Regions from separate parts of the Homo sapiens genome. Here region 1 is linked to region 2. A link is a contact called in ENCODE Hi-C or POLR2A ChIA-PET data. All regions are on one chromosome and are shown on one strand. The core of a region is the stretch at or near the end of the contact, and the rest is flanking DNA. Distances in the headings are between cores, read along the strand shown.

Region 1 (6,634 bases), core at 2,091-4,590, 220 kb after region 2:
TAATGTACTACAGTTACAATTCCTTCTGTTTTGTGAATGTTGTATTTCCCCTGTAGTTAATAATTACCCTTTTTTTTCTTGGTATTGATATCTGTGACTAATATGTCCCTAAAGTCTTTACCAGAGTTTTAAAAGATCTCTCAACATTGTTGAAACTCTCAGATAATTTATCAGTCTTAGCTTCTTTTTGAAAGACATTTTTTTCTGGAACCTTATTTCTTTTATTTTTAATTTTTTAATTTTTTGAGACAGAGTCTTGCTCTGTTACCCAGGCTGGAGTGCAATGGCGCAATCTCAGCTCACTGCAACCTCTGCTTCCTGGGTTCAAGCGATTCTCTTGCCTCAGCCTCCCGAGTAGCTGGGATTACAGGCGCGTGCCACCATGCCCAGCTATTTTTTTTTTGTATTTTTAGTAGAGACGGGGTTTGGCCATGTTGGCCAGGCTGGTCTGTAACTCCTGGCCTCAAGTAACCCACGCACCTCGGTCTCCCAAAGTGCTGGAATTATAGGCATGAGCCACCATGCCTGGCCCTGGAACCTTATTTCTATCTGATTTCTTCTCAGGTATATTGAGATTTCTCTTCATCATTATGTTTGGAATTCACTGGGCTTTTTCTCCTAAAGGTCTTGTGTTAGTTCAGGCTGCTGTAACAAAGTACTTTCGACTGGGTAATTTATAAGCAATAGGAATTTATTGCTCACAGTTCTGCGGGCTGGGAAGTTCAAGATCAAGGCACAAACAGATTTGGTGTCTAATGGGGGCCCATTCCTCATGGATGGCACCTTCTATGTGTTCTCACATGGCAGAAGGGCAAAAGAGGCAAAAAACCTTCCTCAGGCCTCTTTTATAAGGACACTAATCCCATTTATGAGGGCTCCACCTCTTAATAACAACACACTGGGGGACTGGGTTTCAGCATACGAATTTTGGAGAAACACAAACATTCAGACCATAGCAGATCCTTTATCTTTCTCTTTCTTGGTTTATCCCAGTGGTGTGCTGGTACATGTAACAACCACCTGGGGGTCAGGGAGGGTTGAGGGGGATGGGAAGCCCTAGTTCGTAGTGTTTGCTGATTTCTGTGGTATCAATAGTCCCATCATGGCTGGTTTTAAGTGACCAATGTGATGTCACTAAACTCAGAGTTGAAAAGAGATAATCTTGGGTGCTGGCCTGAGCCAGCTACAGCACACCACTGGGTTACTCCCTTATTTTGATGGAACACATCTACTACTTCCTGAAAAAGGGTACATGGGAAGTAAATGTTTTGAAAACTTCACTTTTTTTTTGGAAAATGACTTTTTAAACTTTCACACTCAATTGACTTTGTCTTGATATTAAAATCTAGCTGGGGAATAGTTTTCACTCAGAACTTTGGGAGTGTTGCTCCATTTTCTTCGAGTTTCCAGTGTTGCTGGTGAGAACTCTGGTGCCATCCTGGCCTCATCCTTTTTATCTTATTTTCCTTCTCTGGAAGCCTTTAGAATCTTCTCTTCATCCCTGATTATATACAATTTCATGATGACGGATTCCCTGCCACTTACAGTTCTATATCCTTAGCAGATCCTTTTCATTCAGGAAGCTCATGTCCTTCAGGTCTGAGGAACTTTATTCAATTTCTTTAATGGTTTCCTCTCTTTCATTCTCTCTCTTTTTTGCTAGAATTCCTGTTTGTTGGATATTGGATCTCTTGCTTTGATCATCTAATTTTCTCTTTCTCTCTCAATTGCTGAGAGGTTTTCTCAACTGTATTCCGGAACTTCTGTGTAATATTAGGCACTCCTGTCAGAGTGCTGACACTTGGGTTTGGGGCTGTGTCATACATCTGTGTTTCCTCCAGAGTGTCTGCCTGGCACAGTGCTTGACTGGATGGAGAGGCAGAATCAGCAAAGGATTTTTGATCCAGATGAACCTGGTCTTGAATCGCAGATCAGCAAAAAATCATTTCACTTCCCGGTTCTTCAGTTTTCTTGCTTGGAGCTGAGCAAGGGGGCAAGTCATTCCATGGGGAGGGAGACTAGAAAGCTTGAGGGGTGGTCTACCAGACCTGGTTAAAGGAGAAGACCTTCTTCCCATTCTTCTACCCTTTCCCCAGACTGCATTCTAAGTAGTGCATTTTAATCTTCAAACTCTAAAATTTCATGAGAGATTACTTTGCAGTTTATAGTACCCAGTGTCACAGTTAAACAATTCCATCTTGCTTACAAGGAACATTTTGATACTTAAATAAGATTACTGCGTTTCAACGATGAACTTAAATTGTCTTTTTCCAGGTGCTTTCTACATCTGACCTCTCTCAACCAAATTAATGACAAAATAATGACTAAGATTTCGTGAGCATTTTCCACATCCCAGGCCTGTTCTAAGTGTTTAACATGTATTAATTAATTTAATCCTCAGCAGCCCAACCATGTAGGCAATATTATTATCCTCATTTACAATTGAGGAAACAGGCTCCAAAAGCCGTTGGGTTACACAGCTAGTCAATGTAACGTTGGGACTTAAACCCTGACATTAACTATGGATTGTCTGCTACTATGAAATCTTCATGAAGGAGGTTCTGAATTTGGACTGAGGTCCAGGGAGGTTTCCCTAGTGGAGGAGCTGAGCATGGTAGGACTCACTCTGATGCTGAGTAGGAATGAAGAACAGGCCTTAGCAGATGCTCCAGCCCACGAGGGAGGAGGCTCCTTAGGGTCGCACACCCTTTGCAGCTGTCCCAGGAGCTACCAGAAAGGCTTGGTCAACAGAGGGGACTCTTCTGTGCGAACAGCCTCAACCACTAACACACTGTTTCACCTCAGCAGCCCTGCTCAACTCCCAGCAGGCCTTGTTTAAACAGGCAGCTTGTAGCAGCTGGGGTTGGCTCAGTGGAACGTGTGGGCAGCCAAGGATGCCCCGAGTGCAGGTGCCTGTCTCTGAATGTGCAATCATGCAAATCCGAGGACCCAGACTGATGTGAATTGAAAGCCTGGTGTTCACTTCCAATAAACTCAACTGTCTATCGCCAGAGCAACACAGGCTTCCAGTCTTCAAGTCATCAATACAAATGAGCATTTCTGGTGTTAGAGGAAAAAAGTGTGGGGTGAATCCCAATCAGAGCTTGCTCCCTTTCAGGCAAGCAGCATCTGGAAAAGGCTTTGGAGGGGCAAATACCTTTCCTAGAAGTAATTTTCACAGGAACTGTTCAGGACACAGGAGGCATTGCAGGAGGAAGGAGCAAGGGAAATCACACCATGTAGTCATAGGGTCTTGAAAATCACCTTATCCTCTCTGCTTGTTTTACAGAGGAGTTAAGAGAAAGTCAGAGAAGTTAAGGGACTTGCCCAAGGGCACCTAGCTCATCAGTGGGCTGCTCCTCCTTATCTTGAGTCCCGATTTCCTTTTAGACACTCCACCCACCAGGCTGTTTCTCTAGTTCACTGCTTTGAGCACCAGGTCACAAGTGAGCACACATACCAACAGCTCTCCTCCTGAAACCATCGAGGGAGGCGAGTGATAGCAAACTTTGTTTAGTGCAAAGAATGGAAAAGGCTGCTTGAAGCACAGAAAAAGGGAAGTCAGAGCAGGCTGTGGCGCAGATGTCTGGGCATTGCTGTGGGGACAGAGTAGTTCACAAGACACAAGGCTTGTCAGCCTCTCTTCTGAACCTCTGCGCCCAAGGATTCTCAAGGAGCATTCAGATTAGATTTTAACTATGGATGCTGTGGTTGCCGGTAATAGAACAGCTAATAAAAAGCAAAGCTGGGGTGTCATCACCCTATCAGCAGATCAACAGTCTCTTCTTTGGTCCATAGGGCTGACCATGCAGCCTTATAGCCCAGAGGCCCTGTTACATAATCTTTCCACAACTCCCCTCTGTTCCTCACTGCACTGCCCTGGCCTTCAAAGTCCATATAAGTGCTGTAGAGATAAGCCTCATTAGCCTCACAACTTGCAGTAAGTGCCAAGATCATGTTATTCAGATGCCACTGAGGCCAGTGCAAAGGGAGCTAATTAAATGGTACGGGCTTTCTAGCTCTGAATCATCAGTTCAGGTGGTTACCTTTAATGCTATCTTCAAGCTCACCTTCTAGGCTGGTCTATGTGCCTAAGCTCCCACACCATGCCTCCAAGCCAGGAAAACCAGCAAGGAAGCTCTTCTGGTACCAAATGGGGGTTACACAACTGGTATTTTTTCACCCCCATTCCTACCTTGAGGAGAAATGGTAAGTTCTGTTGGGCAGATACACGTAGGCAATTGAGGTTCTGTGAGAATGAACACCTCACATTTTAAAGTTCAAAGACTAGAAAGAATGAATGGAAAGTGAGTATGCATTTTCCATTTTAACCCAGAGCAGCCCACAAACACATTAGGATTTCAGTTTTAGGGGGAAATTGACCTGCCAACCCCAGTTCCTGAGGGAGGCAATCTGATTGGCTGTCCGTGGGTCAGGTGTCCATAGTTGGTCTAACCACCAGAAGGGCTATTGGAAGCCCAACCATGTGAACTGTGTTGGGAAGAAAAGGGGGTTGTGGCGAGCTCAGCAGACACCGGAGAGATGTCTACTCCCAATGTCTAATTAAATATTCAGGCTAAATGGCCTTTCTGTCACCAGTTAGTCTATTTGAGTTTGGGCCAGTTTTCCCAAGGCAGAACCACCATTTCATTCCAGAGTGGAATCCAGGCTCTTTGGAATAGACAGAGGGAACAGGGTACTTAAAACCATCTCCTTACAACTCAGGCTTGTAGGCTTTGATCAAATCCTTTTGTTTCACAGATGAGGAAACAGGTTCAGAGAAAAGACATGAACCTGCTCAAGGTCAGCCTACCCACCTGTAAAAGGCACTTTGTAAAGTGAAGGGACTTGGAGGGCCACCTTGTTAAATCCTTCACCAGCCATCAGCTCGCTATGGAAATGCTGACTGGATAAATAGTGTACCTCTATGGCAAGATTTGTGGCTCTCAGAGGCCTTCCCGTAACAATGCTTAAGAAGGTTTTAATGATCTGCCTACTGGGCATTTCTGAAGCATTCATTTTAGGGAAAGCCAAGGTGCTCAGACTATAATTCTGAGGCTAATTTCTCCCTGGACCCTCCTGACCTGGCAGCAAGAGGGAGTGAACAAGGAGAATGACTAGGATTGCACCAGCCCCTTGATTCTTATCCTTTTGACCTTGTGCTTCGAAGGGAGACGGGTTTGGTGTGACTTTTTACACCTGCTTCAAATGTTGTTACAGAGCGGATGAGGGAGCTTGCCATAGCCCAGTACCTTTGCCTGCAAAATATCTTGCTGTAGTTCTTATGCTCTTGACCCTGAGATCAGACTAATGCTCGGAACCAGTGGGGCGTAGATCAAGCTGGGGGTGGATATGGGAGCTGGCCGATATAAAGAAAGGGCATTGTTAGAGCTTCTTTGAGCTTTCTGTATCCCAGATCATGAGGAAGCTGAAGGATTAGGGAGGAGAAGATGAAAGGCAAGCCAGGGAAAACAGGCAAAGGAAGTAGTTATTAAAATAAAAGGTGAAATTCATGGGAAGTAAATCCAATGTTTTGTCCATACTCAACTGGATTAGGAACATGTAATGAAAGCAAATAGATTTAATGGGGTGGGGATGATTAACGTTGTCTTGCAATACATTAGGAAATGACTTTGTTCAGGAGGAGTGGAGGGCTATGAGAGGAAATTAAACTTAATTCTTATCTCCTTATGATGTTTTAGTTGCTTAACTTCTTACAACACACTTGTAAAACCAGAAAGAGAGAGAGGCCTGAGGTTTAATATGTTGTTTGCAAAGTAACTGGAGATATGAATGTCTTGAGTGTGTGCTTCAGTCTTATCAAGGATCCAGTGTTTTTTTTTCTAACAATTTGTTGTAATAAGTAGATGTCCTTAGTGGTATTGGGGACTCTGGTTAAAAATTACCTTTCAAAGAAATGAAAGTTTAGTGATTATTGGCTTCCCAGGACCCAGGTGAAATTTTATCCCCATCATAAACCTCACAACAAATCCTCTCTCCTTGGGGCCCTTATATTAATACCATGTCATTTGTACTACTCATCCTTCTATTGCATCATTTATAGTTGTGTATTGCTGGTACATTACAGTGAGATTTGAATTTTCAGACTGTTCTAATTTTGGCAGAGAATAATAATTGTGCCTTCTTTATTTTTAATAAGACATTTCTCTTCCCCACTTGCAGAAGGCACACGGCTACCCAGCTAGAATCTGTATTTCTCAGCCTCTCTTGCAGCTAGATGTGGCTGATGATAGAAGAATGTGAATTGACATCCTGTGAAGAGAAGTCCACAATTGTTCCTTATTAAAAGAATGTTTTCGGCCTTCCCCTTTTTGCCCTCTTCCCTTTATTACTGGCTAGAATATAGGCTGGCACATGCCAGTAGGATAATGGAAGAAAAGAAGGGACTTGAGTCCTGGGTTGGCTTTAGGGAATCAAGTTGTCTACCTGCTCTAGACTGCCTATCTGCCTCCTGATATTAAGTATAAGAGAGAAATTTAGGTCTTGTTTTAGACTCTGCAATTTTGGTCTTCTTGTAGCCACTTATTCTATACTTAAACTAATATAGAAGTGAAATGCTTTGTGTTTCTTCCCTTTCCTTGCTGGGCAGGCACAGATGTTTCCCCTAACCTCC
Region 2 (7,008 bases), core at 4,469-6,968:
TAAATATACAGATGCTGGGAATGAAGCTCTCTTTCCTGGGATTGCTGCGCTGACATGGTGCAGGCCCAGGGCTGCAGCTTTCACCTTTCCTGCTATGTTTGCAGGATTCGAGAAGGAGGCCAATATCCTAAAGGAAACAGAGCCAAAAGCTGGAGAGAGAAAGGCCTGTAGATGCTTCCTGAGCCCCAAGATCCAATCATGCTTGATGTCATCTCATACATTTCCCTATCGAGCCTTTTGGCTGTAAGTGAGCCCCAACTATTATGCTCCTAATACTAAACAAAATACTACATTCATCTAGAGTTCCTAAACAGGAAAACAGCTACAAAACAACTGTTATGTAAAGATGTGTATACAACGCAACATTCAACAATCATTTTTGCTACTCTTCTAAATGCAATCATTTGATTAGAGAAAAACATTTAAGTATTAGTTAAATTAAACATAGCAATAGACATGACATTACAATATCGAGAATACCTTTTGAGACATAAAGTCAAATTATAAATACTGTATGTCTTACCGAATTTTTCTAAATGTATTTATAATTTGCCTATTGAAGAAAAGATGCAGCTGCAGAGAGAATCTGATTTACAGGAGAATAAATAACACGGTTCTCATAGCCAAAAGCAAAGAGAATGAAAGAGGAATTTTAAAGCCACTGGCATCACAAGAGGATTTCTGCAAAACACTGCCAACAGACTTTATGAGTTAAGCCAACTTCCAAGTCTGCTGTGTAAACTCAGGCAAAAGAAAGCGTGAAAGAGAAAAGACAGACACATCAGCAGAAGATTTTAAAAGGCAGATTTGAAAATGCCAAGACTGAAAAAGCAATGGCTAACCAAGCAATCACAACTCAAAACCACACAAAACAGAAAAGCAGAAGTCTAAGAGATATGCGATAATTAGGATAATTTTACTAGCACTTTGGAGAAGAAAAAGGGTAATGGCTCTTCTTTCTTGTGGCATGGCAATTAACTAGCATAGGGGTTCTCAACCTTTAATACACCCGAACATACCCGAAGCCCATGCCATACTCACATCACTATGACTGGCTAACCAGTAACAACCAAGGTAGTAGGATTTCAGTTTGAAAACTGCACTTTTAAGAGTCATGGGCATCAGAGTGATTAATGCAGAGAAATGGAAGCAGATGAGAAAGGAAACCACCTTGAGCAAAGAATTGGCATTTTTGCAGAGGTAAAACCAAAGGCCGAATTTTACATACATAGGTTATCTTTCTCTCTAAGTGGAAGAACGCAACTGTCTGTGGATTTGCCAGCAAAAGAACAACAGCAATTATGTTAATGGCTGCTTTGGGCCTATGTTAAAGACCTAAACTCCAGTGAGCTTCTTTGTGTTACAGCTCAAGGAAGTACAGTTGAGAAAGACACCTAACCTGAAAACAAAGTCTCAAGTGTCTCCTCCTGCTTGCCCTGGCAGAGGAATATCATCCCCTATACTCTATTGCTCATAGTCTATTTTACATAGGTTGAGCATTCCTAACCCGAAAACCCGGAATGCTCCCAAATCCAAAACTTTTTGAGTGCTGACATGATGGTCAAAGGAGATGCTCATCGGAGGATTTTGGATTTTCAGATTAGGGATGCTCAAGTGGTAAATATAATGCAAATATTCCAAAGTCCAAAAAAATAAAGTCCAAAACACTTTTGTGGTCTCAAGCATTTTGGCTAAGGGATACTCAACCTGTACTCAATTACTTTATTTCATCTTTATGTTTTGGAAATGATTTTCAGAAATTTTGGCTTTTTTTTTTTTTTGACAGGGTCTCACTCTGTTGCCCAGGCTGAAGTCCAGTGGTGTGATCGTGGCTCACCGCAGCCTTGACCTCACAGGCTCAAGTGATCCTCCCATCAGCCTCCTGAGTAGCTGGGATAAAAGGTGTATGCCACCACGCCTAGCTAATTTTTTTACTTTCTGTAGAGATGGGGTCTCACTATGTTTCCCAGGCTAGTTTCAAATTCCTGGGCTCAAGTGATCCTCCCAACTCAGTCTCTGAATTTTGGTCTTTTATTGTATTCTTTCCCAACAAGCCTGGGAAAGAAAAGTGATTTTGTGATCATGTGGCAAATCAAATATAACAATAAAATTAACCTAGAGGTGTTTTATTTCCAAAGCATAATATTCATAGGCAGCCCTCTAAACTGGAAGCAGTGCTTCCAATGGGCAAGAATGTAAACGTCTACAATTACTGCACCAAAGAGTGAGAGACGTAATTTGAAGTGTCTACCAAAAGAAAAATTACTGTCAAATAGTTAAGTAAGACAAATCTGTTGAAATTACATATATAGAATAGAAGTAAAAGAAAGGCAAACATTTATAAATAAAAAATCTACAGGTCTGAGAGAAACAACATGAGTCAGGTCAATTTCAAAGAAATATAAGGCCGGGTGCGGTGGCTCACACCTGTAATCCTAGCACTTTGGGAGGCCGAGGTGGGTGGATTGCCTTGAGTTCAGGAGTTCGAGATCAGCCTGGGCAACACAGTGAAACCCCATCTCTACTAAAATACAAAAAAAAAGTGAGGCGTGGCGGTGTGCGCCTGTAGTCCCAGCTGCTCAGGAGGCTGAGGCAGGAGAATTGTAGGAACTTGGGAGGCGGAAGTTGAAGTGAGCCGAGATCATGCCACTGCACTCCAGCCTGGGCGACAGAGCGAGCCTCTGTCTCCCAAAAAAAAAAAAAAGAAATATAAAGATGCCAACATACACTAACAAAAAAGAGCGGTTATAAGAAAAGATAGACTGGGGTCTAAGAATAATTCATTTCATTCCCAGACACTAAAGCTACGAGTAAACAAAATGGAGTGGGGGTGGAGGCTTTAAAACTCAAATCATAGTACTGCCAAAGAAGCCAGAGAAGATGTAAGATGGAAGGACCCATGGACTCTAGGGTCAGATGGCCTTTGGTTCTAATCCCAAGTCTGGCAGACTCTGTGTAAGTCAAGTTTCTTATCTTTCAACTTTGGTTCCTTAGTTTTCAAGGATGCTGTAGAGAATAAGTGAAAATATAAATGTTTGGGAAGAGTCAAGCAAAATAGGAATAAATAATAGCTAAAAACAGTCAGAGAAGTAAAGTTGTGGGGGTTGGGGGAAGTAAAAGAGGTAGCTTTATTAAAGCATGCAAAAAGGCTACATGTGATGAAGGCAGTTATTAGCCACTCTCCTATCTCCTAGACAACGGTTGAATCTTACCTAATAATTTAGGAATATTTAAAAAATATAATCTACCATTTAAAACATACCATTTAACCTACAATACCTAATAACATTTTTTTTCCTTTTCTAGAGTTGGAACCCTAAACTGACAATGTTTACACAGGGTTATGACATCTACTTGGATTATTAATGTCATTTAAGCTTTTCAGAATTATACCTTCAGATTTATGCCAACCTTACTTAAAATTTCATTTAGAGCTTTCCTGGAATTAGAAAGCAAAAAAGCTTTATTTACTGTCACATAGCTACTAACCTGGTTTTTCTTGTGATTGTATCATTGAAGATATTCCATATCTCTCTTTAGCATAATCCTACAAAAAAAGTTTTTTGCATCGTGACTTTTTATGTAAACACTAAGAGCACAGTAAACACATAAATACTAATAATAGAATATAAAAATGAATTTAACTTTCAGGATCATTTTATTAATTCAGAAAGTCAGTAGTTTCATAATGTGGAAATCTCTCATTCATTTACATATGTACTCTACAGAAAACAGAAAAGTACTGTTTCTGGTTAGTTTGTTTTGAAGATCACCACTCCTAGATGGATTTACCATACTTAATAACATTCTCAGATAAAATTTACACATATGTACAACACATCTTAACTACCTTCTTCAAAAAGATGAAACTACTTCAAAGCAGGGACATAAATTTCCTCTGTGAAGGGAGTAGGATGAAGTACCACAGTTTTATTAACTTCCTATTACAGGAAGAAATGTTCAAAGAGAACCAACGTTTTGGGTAAGCTTTCTGAGCACCAGATGTCCACAGTTTTTAGAAACTGGAGATGCTGGGTATAAGCTAACTACAACTTTCCTTTTGTAAAACATCATCAAAAAATTCACCAGCTTCCTGTTTCTAAAAACCAGATTCAGGATACCAGGTTACAGGAGTTTGACACTGACAATATAATAATATCAAATTTCTTGTTACAGATTAGAGTTAGGAACAGGAAACAGAAGACCTAGGGTCCAATCTGTTAACAAAATATACTTATTAAATAGATAAGTGGCCTTTATTTCAATCTTACTTTACCTCTAAAATGATCTAAGATTCTTCTAGCTATAAAATGGCATAACTCTGCCACAATGTCTACCTTGTATCTAGACCTATACTATCTGTAAGGGTACACTGATAGTTTATGTAATTAAGCAGATTAAGAGTACACAAAAATAATTGCCCTAGTTTTTACAAGGTAACTTAAGATCTGTATGAAACAATTAAGTTTCTGTCACTTTACAGCTACCTGTTGGAATCCTCTCCTTTAGAGCAGGAGGGTGCTGGATTTTGTGTTTACACCAAAATAAAACCAGACATGTTTAAGGCGCTTACTGAACAATTTAAAGAAAAAGATAACCCTGGCCAGAGTAGAGAGATACAGTCACACAATGAAGCCTGAGGGCAACAGAAGGAGATTAAATTGTGTGAAGGACAAAAAAGTTGCATTCATAATTAGTACTATTAATATTTCAGTGACTCTTCCTCATTTAGTATTCTAAGATGACCTTACTTCTCATGTTGCTTACCACAAACTCAGAACTCCTTATAGAAAAATTAGGGAGCCAGACGGAAATTAAGGCTTAACAGTACTACAGCACACATAACTTGTAGGATGGTTTCAAACTTTGATTTCTGAAAAGCACCGAAGGATCACTGGGTGTTATGAATTATCCACGTGATTTGGGGTCACTTCACCTCAAATGCATTCTCGGTAACTCCTATTACCTACCTTACCGGGTCACTGAGAGGGAGAAAGTAAATAAAAATGACATGTGTTCTTTAAAGCTGTCACATGGGAAATGGTCATTAAACATATTGGCAGATGGTTTTGCTAAGTACTGTCATTACTTGCTAAAGCATTAGGAACACGAGGGCTGAGTACATATCGATTACTAGTGCTTATTAAAATTTTCCCAGGGATTGTGCATTACGTGCAGGACGTGCCTAACCCAGAGAGACTCAAGTGTGACGCCGCGCTCCTACTTCCGGGGCGGCTGGTTCTTCCCGTCCTCCCCACCCCGGGGACACGCTTCTAGTAGGCCAAACTCCCAGGTGACCCCCGCAAGAAACGCGGTCCGGAGAGGGTCTGGCCCCACTGCTGGGGCAAGGGCTCTAGGCGCCCGGACCCCACGCCCGCAGCCTGCGGAGAACGTGCCGACAAGGACCTGTAGGGCCCCACTCCCCCTCCTCCCTCCCTCGGCGCAGCCCGGCCCAGGGGTCTGTCCTCCCAGGCCCAGGAAAGGAGGAAACCCACTTCCGCCGCGTCCATGATCTCCCGCGGCTTCTCCTGACTCTTGCGGCTGGCGCTGGCGCTGGGCATCGGGACACGGAACTGGGCAGTGGACACCACCCTCCCTCGCAGGCTTCCGTAAGGCAGGCCAAAGGGGCTTCTCCCTCCCTCCCAGTCTCCGCCCTCCCGACCCTGGGGTCTCAGCACACGCGCTCGGACTCCGCGTGGAGGTGCGGCTCCAGAAAGATCGCGAGAGCTGCGGCTATCTCGAGATCCCGGAGCGCTGGCGGCCGCGCGCAGGGTCTCCTCCCACTCTTGCCCCGCCCCTCCGGGAGTTTTCCCGGAGTTGGAGGGAATTCCCGGGAATTCGCGGTAGTTTCGCTGGATTGGCTCTGGGGGCGGGGGCAGGGGTTACCAGGTGGCTGGCTGTAGACCTGGGCGAATGCCAGCTCTCTTCAGCTTCGTCCCAACTGCGACTTCTGCTCCATTCTTCTAACAGCCCTTTCAACTCCGCTCGGCTGTAACCGCAGACTCGTCACTAAAACACCCACCTAAGCGCGGGCCTTGGTTTCTCCTCTCTTGGACTTTCCCGCCTTCTCTCTTCCCCTGGGCGACGTAGCTGCTTGGGGACGGAGGAGGCCTCTTCGCAATCCATTGCCCTGCTTGTTGGGACAGAGGAGTGCAGTTGGCTTGCCAAGGCAGCATGGGTTACCAGTCCCTGTGTAAGTGAGGTGTAAATACAGTGGCAACGACAACAAGAAACGCATACAATTGCATTGATTGCCTGGATCTGTTGCAGTGTTAGGGACAGTGCATAGTGTTGGTTGCCCAATGGGCGAATATCCCCAAGTTAGGCTTTTTTAAAAAACTGATTTTTTAAAAAAGCTATCATTCATGAGTTTTGAATCGAAATTGAAAATAATTTGGAGATTTGGTTTAATACTGTTTCCCCTGCCAGAGTTTGCACTCCGTCGTTTCAACTGACTTGGTAGTGTCTTAGTCTGGCACAAAGTGTTAAGGGGTGCACATAGATCCCAGCGCAAGTGAAAGGCTCTCTCTGGAGGCTCCCCCATGGAGTAGTGAGAAGACAGCCATGGTCCTTGCTTGCCTGTAGCTTTCCTTCTAATTGCAGGTGGTATGAAATTTTATTCCCTATTTAATTGATCAAAGATTATTTACAAACATCTACTTTGTGCCAGGCATTCTATCAGGTGCTGGCAATAAAAAGATAAGTCCTAGTTCCTGTTCTTAATATTACACAGGTACCTAGGCTGATAGATGCGCCATCTTGATACATGCTTCCATTATTACAGAGTCAGGAAGAGAATTTAGCTCTTAAAATGGCTGCCTGGAAGTGACACATTTCACATTCTCCTAGTTTATTGGCGAGAACAAGTCACATCGTCATTCCTGAGTTCATGGGGGCAGGAGAATTTACTCATTCCTTGGGGAGCAACACTGAATATTCATGATCAGTATCACATTCCGTTAAAAAAGGCATCCCATTATACTCATGGGATTCGAATACAGAAGGGGG

The links. A loop is a pair of places that touch in the nucleus more often than their neighbours do. ChIA-PET counts read pairs that join two places held with the same protein, here RNA polymerase II (POLR2A). Pooled maps may share reads with other maps.
Region 1: a loop to region 2 is called in a map of B cell, with 4 times the contacts of the local background. The contact joins the enhancer-like site here to the promoter of DARS1 in region 2. A Hi-C loop is called at or near these places in 2 of 168 maps with a recorded cell type or tissue (B cell and OCI-LY7), 17 of 37 single-sample maps with no recorded cell type and 9 of 50 pooled maps. POLR2A ChIA-PET finds 5 or more read pairs at or near these places in 4 of 52 experiments (B cell, OCI-LY7, PC-9 and 1 more).

Annotation. Positions count from the first base shown.
Region 1 is chr2:136,203,976-136,210,609 of GRCh38, forward strand. No RefSeq gene overlaps it. Among named protein-coding and RNA genes, the nearest start is that of CXCR4, 89 kb to the left of the region's middle. Within about 2 kb of position 3,341, at least 7 of the 41 ENCODE cell types and tissues checked have a DNase peak (open chromatin) inside an H3K27ac peak, as active enhancers do; they include B cell and OCI-LY7, where a contact is called at or near this core.
Region 2 is chr2:135,979,908-135,986,915 of GRCh38, forward strand. DARS1 (aspartyl-tRNA synthetase 1) reads right to left here and starts at 5,719. Exons shown (of 16, transcript NM_001349.4): 1 at 5,496-5,719; 2 at 3,490-3,547. The coding sequence starts at 5,561. DARS1-AS1 (DARS1 antisense RNA 1) reads left to right here and starts at 5,269. Exons shown (of 4, transcript NR_110199.1): 1 at 5,269-5,609. RefSeq lists a silencer at 5,356-5,415 and an enhancer at 5,466-5,565.